Linked DNA regions of Homo sapiens: region 1 is linked to region 2. The links are chromatin loops, found by intact Hi-C in ENCODE. Cell type or tissue: Calu3. All regions are shown on one strand. Each heading gives the region's core, and the rest is flanking DNA. Links, peaks and the distances in the headings are about the cores only. Region 1 overlaps MRPS22 (mitochondrial ribosomal protein S22). Region 2 overlaps NMNAT3 (nicotinamide nucleotide adenylyltransferase 3).

Region 1 (5,383 bases), core at 222-5,221, 210 kb after region 2:
GTAGGGAGAACTACAAATTGATATCTTTTAATCTGGCCATTTTTTAACATTTAGCTCAATATTAACAGAGAAATGTAGTCAGTATTTAGTAAAATAAATGTATTTTTAAAATATTTTTAGGAAGCTGCAGAATGGCGACTGAGTGCTTCTTGATAAGTCTGCAGTGTTAGTTCTATATAGGCTCCCTTCTGTGCTTCTGTTTTTGCAAAGACCTGTTTAAATTAAAAAGAAAATTTTAAAACAATAGGACATATGCTATTTATAAAGTTTTTCAGTTTTAAGACATCATTAGCATTTCTGTAGTAGCAAAGAGTCCTACTTAAAAAGGGCTTTCAGATTTCACAATTTTTCCCCCGATTATACAATAATTAATAAACACACATGGACAGAAAAACAATACCCAACACATTTCAAGCAATACTAATTCTAAACACCAGAAGTATCCAATTAAGACCCTGACATTGTATTAATATTAATACTTCCTTCGAGATCAAAACAAAAACCATTAGGTTAGAGAGAAATCTGGAGGCTAAGAGTTACCAAACTAACTTTTGACTTTAAAGAATATTTTCTCCAAAAACATTGCGCTTTATCAGGTTCATAAAGAAAATCAGTACTGTAGTTTCTCTCTACTCTTCCTAGGATGTCATCACAGGTCATTGTTTCCTTAGCTTTGCAGCATGCAAACAGTATTACTAGGATAGAAGCCAGTTCCACAAAACCATGTATATTCTGAGCATTAGAAGAGATGAAATTAATTATACAATCTCCTCCCCTTCCCTTCCTGAAAATATCATCTCAACTCTCAGCACTTACAGATAAATGTACATAAGCCCATGGTTTTGAGAGGTATGCAGCTCCAAAATGACAATACAGCTAAGGCTTGATGATATACAAGCATCACACTCTCCACTTCTTGACACATGCCCATTTCCCCCGATGTGATGTGACCACACAAAGACAGGAAGCTGCTCTGGGGGACATGTGCTACTTAGTCCTCTACCCTGTCCTGTTGGTGGCTTGAACACCTCAGATGCAGCTCAGCCCTTCCAGTGCTCCAAAGAACAAAGGGGCTGCTCCCTGCACTGTCAGAACTTCTCTGGACTCCAGCTGCTAGCACCACATCACTCAACCTACTTTACTGCACTTTACCCCCCTCCCCTGTCTGTTTCTATTGTCCAGGCTGAAGAAATATGGGGACAAATCATACTGATGTTTTCAAGACCACAGATGTCCCATATTCACAAATCTGTTTAGTTACCATTAATTATGACCCAATTCTGAATTTTTCCCAGCTCAATTACCACCACAAAACAACCAATATGAAAAAAAAACTTTACCTTGATTAAATTTATTCCCTCAGCAGCCTGATCCTTGGCCCCTTGAGCCGACTGGCCATCTGGATGGAGCACGTGATACAGCTGGACCAAGTTGGTTGCATCATCGATTCTGAGAATGAAAGGGTTTAATGTTATCTAGGGGTTTTCTTCATTTGATTCACAGTCCTATAAAAGTGTGTGCCAACTTCAAACTAAATTACATTTCAGACTTTCCTCAGGCTGGAGGGATTGGGGAAGGACCTTCAGTTTTACAGTTTCAAAAGCATTTTCAGGAAAATTGACTAATTTAGGCCTCACACCAACTCCGTGAGGCAGCTAGGGCAGGAGTCACTGCAGGAAGTGTCCAATTTATGAAAGTGAATATATTCCAAATGTGGCTATATTCTTTTTGGAAAAAGAGCACCATTTCTCACAGAAACAGCATTCCTAATGGTAGACAATTTCCAGGCCAGCTTACTTCACCAGCATGTAATAGTCTAATCCAACTCAGAGGACAGAAACACAGCTTCATCCCACATAAGCAGGAGGGTGGTGGTCACAGGGATCTCAAAGTCACTTGCCTCTAAGTGACATTTGCTAACAGACAAATGCCTCTACAAGAGGCCCCCTAAGATTCCAAGGAAAGGATTCACAGGAACGCATTAGTAAAATAGCATCCTAGTGAAGCAAATTTGAAATTATACACACACATCAGACAAAAAGGAAAATCGGGTTCTACATCAGCAATCTGTCTTAACTTCAGCATCACACAACTACCTATGAAGAAGACAGAACAAGAATTCAGTTCTTCTGGTCTGTACTTCTCAGAAATGTATAAACAATTTTTATCAACATTAAAACTGTCCTAGCAAAACCAAACAATCACTATCTTTTCACACAGCTGACACTTTCCCACCATTTGCCATCTCATCGCTGGAGGGCACAGAAAAACGACACTCAAAATGCTTGTGCTTTTGAGGCTCTGCTATATACACTAAGTGAACTACTGGCTTCCAGTTGGGAATGGAGGGCTGAGGACACCCTAATTCAGTGCTTCCGCAGCTAGCACTCTTCAGCCTTCCCTGCGTTCCCCTTACCTGAGCTGGGGGATGAAGAGCAGGGTGACAGTGGGAGTAAGTACAGAATTCCTCAAGCCTTGGTAGCCTTAGAGAAATGCTCTGGGCTTATACTGAGGCTCATCTACCCTAAAGGCCATCTCTCAGGAAAACAGAGCTGTTGTATCATAAAGCTTTTCAGGGGGAAAAAAATAAAAAATGTTCATCACAAATCTATTGTGCTTGTTATAATCTAACAAAGTCCACTAAATGTAGTAACGAAATGTCTCCCCAATAAAAAATTAAGATTCCCTTTGGAGCTTAGGCATGTGGCCTTATAAAGAGCTTAACTGGACTGCTACCTGTTGGTATGTTCAGGGCTTCATTAGGTTCATGCTTAAGTATAATGCCTGTGCCTCACAGAACAATTTAAATTTAGCTTAACACCCCACCCATACTTAAAGAGCAAATAAATTATATTTCGAAAAGATTTTAAAATAATCTCAATATAAAAACCAACAGTGGGAACTGAGTCTGGAATAAATGTGTGCAGAATCCTAATTCTTTTCTGAGCTCCACTCAGTGAGGATATGCACCCTCTACTGTCCAGCCTGTGGTTTGCAGTAAGCTCACTCTTCTGTTCAGAATGACCACAGGAGGGCCTTTACCTAGGAATAGCAGGAAAAGCTAAGTAAGTACTCAAACTTCCCTCCCAGTAAGCATGAATTGCTTCAGATGTAAAGCTTACATGTGATGAGTAATACTATAATATCATACATTAATATATCCTAATAAACTTTAATTTTCAAACATTTCTGCGTTGCTCTAATTTTTTGTAAGAACATACTGTTTTAATAATAAAGCAATTTCAGAATGATTAAACTCAAGAAACTTTATAAGTGGAAAATTCATTCACAGGAGATAACGTACATAAAGACAAGTCACTTGAGCATCCCCATCAACACCAGCCCCCAATTATGGGGTATGAAGGTATATTTCTGCCCTCTGATTTTTATTACACTACATATGCTGGTGAAATGGGCTAGCCTGGAAATCATCATCATTAGGAATATTGTTTCTATGAGAAATGATGCCCTTTTTCCAAGTATGGGCTGATTTTATTCTGAAAATAAGTTCTGTGGAACTTTCAGTTCCACATGCCTTACCTTTGTGTATATGGTTTGTATTACATGTTAGGATACTCTGCGAGTCAAAAACTAACAGTCTGAAGGTGGCAATAATCTCAAAACTGTCTTGTAGTTCAGACTTGAGTCCAGCAAGGGCTTTTTGTGGAAAGTTGACTTTCTTACTACAGCCATGCTGCTTCCTTGTCATTTTGGCCTTCCTAAATCAACTGATAGAAAGATGCTCAAAAACTATTTTCTCTTCAGTTTTACCACAAGTTGTATTATTATTTCCAGCTAGAAGCCTGGGAGCACACCAGCTTGATGCTAAAATACAACAGGTATTTTTTGTTTCATGCTACTCTGAAAAGAAGCTAACTTTTTCATGCCTTAAAAATCTTGCAAAAGCAAGGGATATCAAAAGTATTTTCATAAGTTAAAGGATGGTGTTTACTGAAAAGCCCTAGAAATAGTTCTACCAGAAAACAACCACAGAGCTTATTTCTACTTCTTTACATTTCCTATTTAATCCCCCTTTCGGTATCTGGAAAGTTCAGCAACCCAGGAGCATTGGTGAGCTCAGGATAAGTTAATATTGAGGGTTTACAGTACAGATCCAAAGCCACTTACTCTTTCAAGAGAAAGTAAGTGGCTTACTTACACTTTATATAAAAGCAAAAACTAGGAGAGCTAGGTTATACTAAAAGAACAAATCCATAAACTGAGGTAAGCAAGCACTAGACAGTACACTGTTATCACTGGAAAAATACCATAGCCTAAATACAGATGAACTGTTAGAGCAATAAGAATGATTCTTTCACTTACTAAGATCATACTTACAAATCTCTCTGAATCTGGTCAATCAGCAAACCATCAATCTTTTTATTATTTACAAAATACCACACCATTCCACCAAAGTATCTTGTTGAACGTAAAAGGTCATATTTTCCACGTTTATCTATATCTTCATAGGTCTTGTGATGAACCTATCCACATAAAATGCAACTCTTCAGAAACATGAAAATAAGAAGTATGCAGCATTATTCAACGTACACTGATTAGCATGAGTGCTGCCCAAGCAAGTAAAACCAGGTCTACTTACAGTTGCCTCCATATCATTAACCAATTGGTATGATTTAAACCATTCCTAGTACAACCCACCTTAGGTGGGAAGGAGGATTCTATTAAGAAAGAATTTTGGCCAGGCACAGTGGCTCATGCCTATAATCCCAACACTTTGGGAAGCTGAGGTGGGAGGACTGCTTGAGCAGTCCTCATCTCTAGGAAAATTTTTTAAAAAATTAGCTGGGCATGGCAGGCCACAGAATAAGACCCTGTCTTTAAAAAAATTAAAAGAGAAGAATTTGTCTAAATGACAGCAAGTCTGTGCCTTCTCCACTGTAGAAGTATGTGGCAGCCTGAAGCAAAATACCAAACATTTATAGCCATATTAAGTACTTTTTGGCAGGCCAACTACAATTTATTAAGCACCGATTATGCATATAGAGACCACTGGAAATAATGTAGCACCCACTTCTTGGTCACTATGGCAGAAAAGAAATCAAGTATTTTTTCACTACTCTCCCTTTCCCCTATCCCTCCCCCCATCAACTACCCTATTCTACCAGCTAGCCCATTCCATCTTATTAACTAAAGGTCCTTCAGTCCTCCTTCCAGATTGATCTTCCTAAATGAAGGTTCTGATGGGGGCATTCCTCTGTTCAAAAGGCTTTCAAAGGTCTGCTGACTGAATTCCAGATTCCTCAGCCTAGCATCTGAGGTCACCTATGATGTGGCTACATCCACCTTCCTAACTTAATCTTTAATCACTCCCCTACATATACATGGCATATATAAGCAAACCAGATCACTGGCCGTTTCTCAA
Region 2 (5,383 bases), core at 64-5,063:
GCACGTTGTGCACATGTACCCTAAAACTTAAAGTACAATAATAATAAAATTTTTAAAAAAAGAAAACTATGTTTTTCAGTTTACCAAAATATATCAGGGACTTTAAAAATCTTTGCACTCTTTGCTTGATAAATTCCCATTCTAGGAATCTGGCTAAGGAAATAATTAGAGATTGGGACAAAGATTTATGCAGAAAGATGTTTATCACAACAGTTTTTACAATGGCAGGAAGTAAAAGCAATATCAATGTTTAAATATAAAGGAAAGTATACCTAAATTATACTGTATACATAGCATAAAGAAACTACATAAAAGGTTTTGATGATGTGGAGAAACACTTATGAAGGAAGTGGAAAAAAATCAGGATACAATACTGCATATAATCTTAAGTATATAAAAATATGACTATACTTCCCATCTGTTAGCATGTCTAAATAGAAAAGACTAAGGAAATACACTAAAAACTGATGGTGTTTTGTAGAAAGCAGAATTAATATTGTTGTTGTTATTTCTGCTTTAAATACTTACATATTTTCCATACATTCCATAATGAACACAGTTTGATGTTTGTAATTGGGGTAAAATGTAGAGCAATTAAAAACAGGAAGGTGGAATTTTTCTCAGCATAAGTTTGGCTTTTGATGAGATGGCATGTGTGTTACTAGTGACATATTTCTAAAGGACCATTTTGTGTGCTGCGTATTTTATTGGTGTGCTGTTATACTCTGGGGTTGCAAATTACGTGATGAGCTCGGCAATTTCTGGCTGCCAGAGCCTTGCTTTGCCCATCACTTCTATGATTTGCAGGCCTCCTTGGGCTCACCCAGAGTCATATGGATTGCTACATTCTGGGCTGCTTGGGTGTGACACTTTGGGATGGATGATGCCTTCAGTTCTTTAACAGCTGACTCTGTCTGTCTTTTGTGAAGGTGGCGCCCACCCATGGCTGATGGAACCAAGCACAGCTCAGCCACATTCAGAGGATTCCCTCTCCCAACAGAGCAGGCCCTTTATCTGTTTCCGTTTTATACTGAATGTTCCAAGGTGGCCTTGTATGGTAAATTTAGGTGCTGCCTGTCAGATGCTTCATCTCTCATGTCCTGTTTAGACCCAGAAGTCCCACATTTCTGAGTGTGTCTGTGAGGTACCATGACAGACATCACTGTTGGTGGCAGTGTTCACATGCTGCGCCAGACAGGAAATTTACATTGCATTCTCTCCATCACTCAATTCCCATAACTTCCAAAGAAAGCTTTACTATCCCCATTTTATGGCTGAAGAAACAGGCCCATAGGCTAAGTAATTTTCCTGAGGGTACCAGCAGATTTAAAGTTGAACCCAGAGCTGACTGACCTCAAGATTGGTGTTCTTTGATCTCACAGACTTAGGACAACCAAACTTTCAAAGATCCTAGTGGCACTTCCCTCACAGTCTATGTAAATTTCAGTTTTATCTACCTTTCAAAGCCCTTAGCTACTCAAAGGTAGAGCACACTGCCCCCAGAATGCCTATGGACATCCCATTTGTTTATGTATCTGTATCACTGTTAGGAGAAATCGTATTGATTTCTTTATACTACACCCTGGAGTTACATACTTAGGACTTGGATAGAGTCACTCGGTCTAAAAATTTTGTAACAGTGTTGTAAATGGATTTGGAAGAGATGTGTGAATGCGTTTGTGAGCCCTGAAGACAGGACTGCCAGGAATTAGAAGTCTGAGGCCCATGTTGCCCGAGAAGTGATCTATCACATGGTATTGTCGTCATGAAATAACAGGCACCACCAGCCTCACAGACATGCCTTTGATTTGGGGGGCAGGGGAGGTGTGGGCCCTTGTTCCTTCTAGGCAAGGCTCAAAGTGAATAGTATTCCTTGCTGTCATTGTTAATGAATCAAACGGTACCCAATGTTGAAACTGACATGCAGAAATTGTCCCCACAAAAAAATCTATTGGAAAAAGGAGGTGGTATCTTCTCTGTTCTCTGACCTGTAGGAAGAGAGGGGGTGTGTCCCAGGTCCCAGCAAATCCTGGAATGAAATGCACATCATAGTACCTCCCCCATAGGAAGACCACATAAAACTACCTAATTGTTTGAAAGACCAAACACTGTTCTCCTTTATACTACACTGGTTGGATAGATAAGAAATTGGAGTAAAACTTCACAGATGCAGAACCGTTCAAATATACATATGTGTTGTGAGCAATGGGACCAGCCCAAATTAGTGAAAAGTGTGAGTTACTGAATAATTGTTAAATGCTGTTTTATTGGTTTAAAAAGGCCAGACACTGGGAGACAATTCATAAATGTTGAGTGGGTGTTTCTATGAATAGAGTGGTAGATAAATGAGTAAATGGATAAGTGAATGAATGAATAAATGAAGGGTAATATCCTCATTTTAAAGTTGAGATCACATGAGGTATTGAACGTCAGAACCAGAATTTGGGTGTAAGGTGTCTGGCTCTAGAGTCTTAGTTTGTAACCACTAAGAGTTCATACATGCATGAATGAAGGAATGTTTGAATATCGTTTACTAGACCAGTATTATGCCGCTAGAGCATTTGAAAAGTGTGTTTCTGTGATTGCATATGTTGCTTTAAATGAGTCTAGAGCTCATCATCTCATGGATGGGGAAACTGATACCCAGAGAAAGGTCTTGGCTCTGGCCGCACAGCAGCCTGTGCCCAGTTGAGGCCAGGACTCAGACTTCTCCATGACACCTCCAGTCTCTCACTTTCCATTCCACAGTTGCTCCAGTGCTTTTGTGTGAACTCATCTCTCTGGTCCACATTTGGATTCCTTTAAAGGTTCCACCTTAGAGGATCCTAAACTGACCATTTACACAAGTTTTTCTCCAGTATGGTAGCCCTGGAGCCTCTCTTTACTCAGACTTTGTGGTGACTGACAGGGGCCAGTACTCTGGGACCCCAGTCTTTGCCATTTACTGAAGCTGGGATCAGCTTCTGGAAGAATCAGAGACCCTGCAGCTTGTTTCTAGCATAGACTTGGATTTCCTTTGCTGATTAGCTCACCAAGAGGGACACGGATAGTGCCAGGAAAATCAGTCTGGAACTCTAGGAAGGGCTTCTCCAGTATAATGCAGGTACAGATTTCCACCAGCAGGCAGCAGCAGAACCCAGCAGTTACAAATGCCACACCTGGAGGATGGCTGCCTGGGTTTGACACCTGACTTATCTGCCTAACTGAGTGACCTCAGGCAAGTCACTTATCTCTCTCTGCCTCAGTTGCCCCCTCCATAAAATGGGCACAATACTCACCTCATAAATTGTTCTGGGGTGCATATGGTATTATACACATAAAGAGCTTAGTAGTAGTGCCCACAGTAATCTCCCAATAAATGTTATGTATTATTTCATTATCACAATTAGCATTCTGTTAGAACACATTCCAAAGGATTATCCACATTAAGCATTGTTCTAGAGCTTTGTTTTATTGGAAACTGCAATGAAAAGGCCACCAGCTGGAGTCTTAGAGACCTTTTGTTTATCCAAAGAGCCTTTATAATTAATCTTTATAGTGAGATTGTTATATAAAAGTGCCAGGTACTAGTTCCTAGTAACACAAGGGCTGAAATGGATTTCAAATAAGGCAGTGACTTGTCCAAGGCCCATGGCTTGTTGGTCTCAGAGCTTTCAGAACCTTACCTTCTATCAGAAGACACAGTACTGGGTACAGCACAGCCACCTTTAGAGCACTCTGCCTTGGTCCAAAGCAACCACAGACAGACTTCTGTTAGAACACTGAAAAGAAAAAAAATCGTATTCCTTGGCACTTTTCCAATATTAAACAAAAGGTGTATTGATTAAATCATTACTTACAACTGTATTCCCTGAAATGGCTGCAGATTCATTTACATGCTTTTTCTTTTCAAGTCATGAACATGGAGACACTGAGTTCTCGATACATCCAAGAAAAGCATTTTGTGAGACTTTCCAATGATGTTGTCTTTCCTGGCAGTGACCTCTCTCTAACTTTACTGGGTCCATCCTTGTTTTTGCAGCTGTGCCTGAGCTGAAGCTTCTCTGTGGGGCAGACGTCTTGAAGACCTTCCAGACCCCCAACCTCTGGAAGGATGCGCACATCCAGGAAATAGTGGAGAAGTTTGGCTTGGTGTGCGTGGGCCGAGTAGGTCACGACCCAAAAGGTTACATCGCAGAATCTCCCATCCTACGGATGCACCAGCACAACATTCACCTGGCCAAGGAGCCTGTGCAGAATGAGATCAGTGCCACATACATCAGGCGAGCCTTGGGCCAAGGGCAGAGCGTAAAGTACCTGATTCCCGATGCTGTCATCACGTACATCAAGGACCATGGCCTCTACACCAAGGGCAGTACCTGGAAAGGCAAAAGCACCCAGAGCACTGAGGGCAAGACAAGCTAGGGAGGGGGGACTCAGCACCCACACCTCCTCCAACAAGCTCCTGCTGGGGAGAGGGCTGTTAAGGTTTCTGTTTTACTTTGGTTTTTGCTTCTCCATTTTTCATTTGCTTTATTTCTACAGTGATTCTACTTCTGAGGAGTCTTCTGTCCCAGGAAGAGATACCTTCTTTACAGGAGAGGAAAGGTCTAAATCACAAGGATAGACATTTATCAAAGAAGTTAAAATGGTGTGGCAGGTCATTAGGATTAGGCAGAATCTCTCAGAGCTGCTGGACAAGGAGGTCTACTTATTTTGTGTGGATGGTAATTATGGCATGCACGCTGAATGCAGTTCTGAGCATGGCAGCGGCCCCTGAGGGTCAGATCAGAATTGCCCACAATGTGTTTTTTAACTAGGACCAGGTGCAGCATGCTAGTCTTGATTGGAAAGATTTGACAGGATGCTAATTACTGAACAGTGGGTTTTGTCAACGCCCTGGTTTCAGAATATGAACTGAGGAGTCAAACAGTTGGAAACAGCACATTGCTGATTTACACTGGATCTTGCCTTAGAAACCATTGTCTGCCTGCCTAACCAGCTTTTCATAAAATTTAAACAAAACTCTTTCTACGTAGTGATCCTCAAGCAATATTTTTGATACAGCAAGTGTCAAACTTGCTATAGCATAAAAGCCGGGGCTCCTGATTTCCAGGTTTCTAAAAAGGAACTGAGGTAAAACAGATGCCTGACCGTTTTAAAGGATCTTTTTTAATGTTTTATGACTGCCTGTCTGTTTGAATACTGGCAAAGGGATAAATAATAAATTGACATCAAAAAGTACTAATGAAAAATTTCTCTTTTTTCTTCCTTTGTTATATTATTAATGCCTGATGTACCAGCTGTTGCTCTTCTTTTTAGCTGCTTCATGAAATTTGCTACTGTTCCAATTGAACTGGCATGAATTTAAAAGTTTGTGTTTCCAGGTAGTAGGAATGGAGGA

The links. Hi-C counts contacts between places; a loop is a spot of excess contacts. Peaks named below come from ENCODE experiments on the same cell type or tissue, not always from the same donor. Only the 100,000 strongest peaks of a DNase experiment are listed, where the experiment ranks them.
Region 1: it touches region 2 in a loop (11-fold over the local background); 4 of 110 quality-filtered maps call a loop at or near these places.

The regions. Positions count from the first base shown.
Region 1 is chr3:139,351,748-139,357,130 of GRCh38, reverse strand. MRPS22 (mitochondrial ribosomal protein S22) reads right to left here. Exons shown (of 8, transcript NM_020191.4): 6 at 4,339-4,484; 7 at 1,341-1,449; 8 at 2-212. The coding sequence ends at 117. Among named protein-coding and RNA genes, the nearest start is that of MRPS22, 10 kb to the right of the region's middle. In Calu3, for the core only: CTCF peaks have their summits at 2,786 and 2,993 (motif pointing left); a DNase peak (open chromatin) is centred at 2,990.
Region 2 is chr3:139,560,031-139,565,413 of GRCh38, reverse strand. It overlaps NMNAT3 (nicotinamide nucleotide adenylyltransferase 3), which reads left to right. Exons shown (of 7, transcript NM_001401600.1): 7 at 4,022-5,223. The coding sequence ends at 4,404. The region is part of intron 3 of COPB2-DT (COPB2 divergent transcript); the gene reads right to left. Among named protein-coding and RNA genes, the nearest start is that of RBP1, 23 kb to the right of the region's middle. In Calu3, for the core only: a CTCF peak has its summit at 3,105; DNase peaks (open chromatin) are centred at 943 and 3,133.